Regions from separate parts of the Homo sapiens genome. Here region 1 is linked to region 2. The links are chromatin loops, found by intact Hi-C in ENCODE. Cell type or tissue: HCT116. All regions are shown on one strand. Each heading gives the region's core, and the rest is flanking DNA. Links, peaks and the distances in the headings are about the cores only.

Evidence for each region. Hi-C counts contacts between places; a loop is a spot of excess contacts. Peaks named below come from ENCODE experiments on the same cell type or tissue, not always from the same donor. Only the 100,000 strongest peaks of a DNase experiment are listed, where the experiment ranks them.
Region 1: a loop joins it to region 2, with 5 times the contacts of the local background. A loop is called at or near these places in 6 of 110 quality-filtered maps.

The regions. Positions count from the first base shown.
Region 1 is chr9:78,046,042-78,048,969 of GRCh38, reverse strand. No RefSeq gene overlaps it. Among named protein-coding and RNA genes, the nearest start is that of GNAQ, 16 kb to the right of the region's middle. In HCT116, for the core only: no CTCF peak of the experiment used is centred there; no DNase peak of the experiment used is centred there; H3K27me3 peaks cover 382 bases.
Region 2 is chr9:78,095,777-78,098,704 of GRCh38, reverse strand. It overlaps LOC107987031 (a long non-coding RNA gene), which reads left to right and starts at 1,287. Exons shown (of 3, transcript XR_001746571.1): 1 at 1,287-1,370. In HCT116, for the core only: no CTCF peak of the experiment used is centred there; no DNase peak of the experiment used is centred there.

The DNA.
Region 1 (2,928 bases), core at 298-2,797, 50 kb after region 2:
TTTCACCATGTTGGCCAGGCTGGTCTCAAACTCCCGACCTCAGATGATCCACCCTCCTCAGCCTCCCAAAGTGCTGGGATTACAGGTGTGAGCCACTGTGCCTGGCCTGTGGTTTGTCCTTTCATCTCTCAACAGTGTCTTCTTCAGAGGAGAAGTTTTTAATTTTAGTGAAGTCCAATTTTTTCTTTTATGGACCGCACTTTTGGTGTTGTATCTAAAAAATAATCACCAAACCCAATAAGGCCACTTAGATTTTCTAATAAATGTCTTTTTATTGTGATAAATATATATGAATGGTTACCGTTTTAACCATTCTTAAATGTACAGTTCTATAGCATTAAGTGCATTCACCTTGTTGTGCATCTAATAAATGTTTTTGGGTTTGTTTTTTTTTTTTTTTTTTTTTTTCAGACGGAGTCTTGCTCTGTCACCCAGGCTGGAGTGCAGTGGCACGATCTTGGCTCACTGCAACTTCTGCCTCCTGGGTTCAAGCGATTCTCTGCCTCAGCCTCCTGAGTAGCTGGTACTACAGGCGCGTGCCACCATGCCCAGCTAATTTTTTGTATTTTTAGTAGAGATAGGTTTCACCATGTTAGCCAGGATGGTCTCAATCTCCTGACCTCGTGATCTGCCTGCCTTGGCCTCCCAAAGTGCTGGGATTACAGGCGTGAGCCACCATGCCTGGACAAATATATTTTAAAAAATTTATTCGGGGGGGTGGGCACGGTGGCTCACGCCTGTAATCCCAGCACTTTGGGAGGCCGAGATGGGTGGATCACCTGAGGTCAGGAGTTCGAGAGCAGCCTGGCCAACATGGCCAAATCCTTTCTCTACTAAAAATACAAAAATTAACTGGGTGTGGTGGCGTGCGCCTGTAATCCCAGCTACTTGGGAGGCTGAGGCAGGAGAATTGTTTGAACCCAGGAGGCAGAGGTTGCAGTGAGCCTAGATCGCACCACTGCACACCAGCCTGGGTGACAGAGTGGGACTCCATCTCAAAAAAAAAAAAAATTATTGGGGTATTTTTCAAATTTCAAAAGTAAAATGGTTTTATTTTGAAAATAAAAATACAGACGAGCAAAAAATATAAAGTAAAAATTACCCACAATCCCCCTCCTGAGAAATACAGCTGCTGATATTTGATGCACAGCCATCTAAGCACATGTATGTACTCCTATTATGTATATGTGTATATACAAATTTTTAGAACATAATTAGGATCATTCTTTCACATCATTTGACACCTACTTTTTTATTTAACAAAGAATTTTATCTGATATTACTTTTTCCACTATCATTAGGTATTTTTTATGTGGCATGATAATTACTTCATATTCCATCATATGGATATGGTATAATGTATTTAGTCTGTTCTCTAATATTTAACTCCTGGGTTGTTTCCATATTTTGTGTAATCTGTTTTAATTGTGATAAACACTCCATAAATAAATATTTGTTCACATCCTGATTATATCCTTCAGATAAATTTCTAGAAATGTCGCTGGTAGGTCAATGGATATGTGTATTTTTCAGGCTTTATTTTTCTGTTGCCAAATTTCTCTCCAGAAAAGGAATGCCAATTTATAAGACAAGAGCATGCCCATTTCTTCATACTATCACTAATGCTTGACAATTAATTTAAAACGAAAAATAAATCTCCACCAAAGAATATGAATTGATACAGTTTGCAAGATGAGAATAGGAGGACGGGAGATTATATCCAGGAACCGAGAGATCAAAATTAAAATAATCATCTTCTAAAAGCACCAAAAACATGGAAGAAATTAAAAACCTCAGCTGAGAATATGCAAAATAAGAACTATCCCCTTTAAATAATAACATAGTTTTAAGGAAAGCCTTACTGCATCAGTCTGTTAAATGTACTCAATTTTTAATTTCTTGGCTATAATTAGCCCATATTTTTAAATCTCCAATGTTTTAAGCTGTATCTTTTTCAACAAACCACTGAGCCATTAAAGTACAGAGCCATGAAAAATGTTAGTGCCTTTTGAACTTGTTGATGCTCCTAACTACAACTACATTTTCAATGAATTGGGCATACGGGTGTGACACATAAAACAAGATTTCATTGTCTCCAATTTTGCAACAATTACTATGAGATGGCTGTATCATCATTTTCAGTCCCTGCTTGAGAATAAATGATGCCAGAATTGTTTTTCTAGTATGAACAATATTTGTTACATGAAGATACAATGTCACCAAAGTAAATTATAAAGTATAAGACTTTCTACTTTTGGTCAAATTAACTCAATTGACCGTTGACAAGTAGAAAAAGGCCTCTGAAGGCATTTTCTTCCCTTTTAAAGACTTCCTAAGATTTGCAAGAAATTCATCACAAAAGTTTTTCTGGAAATACATTTGTATTTCTTCAAATTTTTAATAAATGTCAAATATTTCATTTATATCATATACATCTTGTTTTGAAAGGATAAAATTTATAAACAGTTCTTATAGCTGAGCAAGAAAGGGAATAAAACATTTTAAAGAACAAAGTGCATTTCTAGGGCTCTTCATTTTCTCACACTTTGTTAAAATATGCAAACACTTATTACTTGGCTCACAGTTAATTAAATGATCCCATGCAGACAGAAACTGAACCACATACTTGACTCTGGTCAAGCAGTTCACCACAATCTATTCAAGAAAAAAGTGTAGTGTTGACCATGAAGCCTGTTTTCATAACCCTAACCTTTTGCAAATCAGTTAAGAAGCTTGACTTGTAGACTGTATACTGTTAATTAGCCAAAATACATCCCATGCTGGAGAATGTTTATAGCTCATACTTTCTGCTGGCACTGACATGACATTTGCATGGTGCTATAGTAAAATAAATAATTTCTGCAGAATTTACTTGATTCTTCCCCTCCCCTCTCTTTAGATTGGATGAACTACATTTAAGTTAGAAAT
Region 2 (2,928 bases), core at 238-2,737:
TAAAGCAATTCACTTTTGTATTTTAGATGCTAACTGATGATTTATTTACTTATTATCTTTAGGAGCCATCTTTAAATTTCAAAGGTAATGAATTGCAAACAATTCAGACAAAACAGAAATATGTAAAATAAAATATGTCATCCTTCCTCATTGTCTCCATCCCATCCTTACCAAATTCTCTCCCGTTTTAACCACTATTAGCAATTAGGTGGCATTCTTCCAGATTTTGCTATGCTTGCTACATAGATAGATAGATAGATAGATAGATAGATAGATAGGCAGATACATACATACATATAGTTTTGTTTTTAATCGTTTTTAAATGGTCATACTACACTTGTTGCTCTGCAGCTTTCTTTTATTAATCAATGATACATCAAAGCAATGGTCCCTGTCATCCCATAAAGATCTGCAGAGCAGGTTATCTGAACCAGCCCTAAGCACATGTCTGTGGATTCCATTGACCACACATTTCTTTTCCAAACCAGAACATCAGGACCTGTAAGGGAGGTAAAAAAAACTTTTAGAGATTAAGGTCCCTGCAAACTGAAAATAAAATCAAATTTGTTGCTTTATCCTGCTCCCCAACACCTCTTCCAAATTTTTCATGTATTTAATTATTTGTGGCTTATGTATATATGTGTGTATTTAAGTTTCACTTGCTTCACAAATGATTTTTATGAAGCTTGTTCTCACTTCTCATGGAAAGCAGACTAATTCCAGCTTCCAGAGCAATTCCACCTTCCGCACTGTGTACTGCCACAGAAGGAGGTGCAATAAGGAGCAATAGGAACCAAAAAGCATTTAATTATCACAACAATATCCCTCTTAATTTGACTGCTGCACAGCTGTCAAAGAAATTGCCTAGAAAAATAGGAAACGAATTTAGCGTAGATAGAAAGCTGAAAGGCATGAACAGATCAGGGCATCTCTTTTCTGCTTAACAGCAAGACAATGAGTCATTAGCAGCAATAACCAGCCAGTTCTCTCTCTTTTTTCCTGCCTGATGCTCACAAACCCCCTTTCTTGTGGAAATGCAGCTGTAAGGCAAATTAACGGAAGAGGAACTGATGAATAGAAATGAAAGTGGCAGCCTCCAAAAAGCAGAATACTGCCATTGACTTTGGAGTAGATGGTTATGGATTAGCAAATTGTATAGCTTGTTAAGTTCTATGAATCTACTCCAAGGTGGTGATATCAAGCCATCCCCACTCTTTTGAATGATTCTTCCGCTCTGTCAGGGGTGTATTGTGCTCTTAGACCTTGTTTTTTCTTTACTTCTACTGCAGTTCCTCTTCCCCTGTAAGTTTCCACAAAGTTCAACGTTCTGCTAGAGTCTGTGTGCTTCAACTCCACTCCATCTGATGGAGGTATCTCTCTTTTCCAAATTCATAGCATAAGTTACGTATACCAAGCACTTGCCAAATATGTAAGCATTTTTGACATATATAGTTGTCTTGTAATGGGATTTAATTTTTACCAGTTTTACTTAATTCCCTAACTATGATACAAACTTTCTTAAAGCTTTGCACTGTGTGTTTTAGAAAATTCTGATAGTTTCCAGCGGGCTTCCTCGAGGACCAGCTCAAAAAGTATATTTTCTGTGAAGGCTTGCTCAAGCAGTAGGGTGAGATTCATGGCTTCCCATTTCACCATTGTGAACTTGAACAGTCCTTCTGAAGTTGGAAATGAGAAATAATTGCATTTTTCTTAAATGCTTAAAGATGTCAAAGTTTAAAGTTGGTAAAGTAGAATGATTCTTGGCCACAATTTAAGGCTAACACCTAGGGAAAGCATGTAGTAAATGACAAACTATGATTTAATGGGCAGCTAGTCAATGAAACACAGAGGCTTGCAGACTTGGAAGCGGGAGGTGAAGATAGAACCAATGTGTTCCATTGGCACACAGGTGGCATCCACTAAAAGAAGATCCTGCTGTTTATCTTAGGACCATGTTTCCATGAACAGCAGTCCACTTACAATTAGACACCATGATCTAGTTGGGCCATATCTCAGCTAATGCAGGAGAATTTTCTCCTTCCTATTTCTTCATGGTACATAAATATATGAGCTTAGAAATGGCCACACACACACATACACTTGTGTACTTACACACATACATATATGTATACTCTATATGGTCATTCTGTGACTTAATCAAATTGAGATTGAGTTTCTGTGATAATACCACCTTTCTCCCCTCAAAGCATATTTGTTCAACCACTAAGTACAGTAAGTCATTTTCTCCCATTGCTTGACAGTTTACGTTGTTTGATTACAAAATTTCAATGATTTTCTTTTATCTCTGAAAATATGAACAATTTTATAGCTTTTTAATATGCAGCTTTCATGTAGAGTAATTCTCTATATATCATAGGCACACTAAGATAAAAGAAAGCATCCTAGATCATTTACCCTCTAAATCATGGTTTTGTTTTGTTTTATTTTGTTTTGAGATGGAGTCTCGCTCTGTTGCTCAAGCTGGAGTGCAGTGGTGCAATCTCAGCTCACTGCAACCTCTGCCTCCTGGATTCAAGCGATTCTCCTGCCTCAGCCTCCCATGTAGCTGGGACTACAGGCATGTGCCACCACACCTGGCTAATTTTTGTATTTGTAGTAGAGACGGGGTTTCTCCATGTTGGCTAGGCTGGTCTCGAACTCCTGACCTCAGGTGATCCGCCTGCCTCCGCCTCCCAAAGCACTAGGATCAGAGATGTGAGCCACGGCACCCAGCATTAAGTCATGTTTTTTAAAACTTCTTGTTTAAAACAAATCACAAAAAAAAAAGCAAGTGTCCCTTCTCTGAGAGCATACTGCTAAATTACACATTGAATTATAGTTCACAGGATTTAGTAGACCCTCAGTATTCAAGAATGTTAATATTTGTGGTTCTAAATACTTACAAGCTTTGGGAGGCTGAGGAGGAGG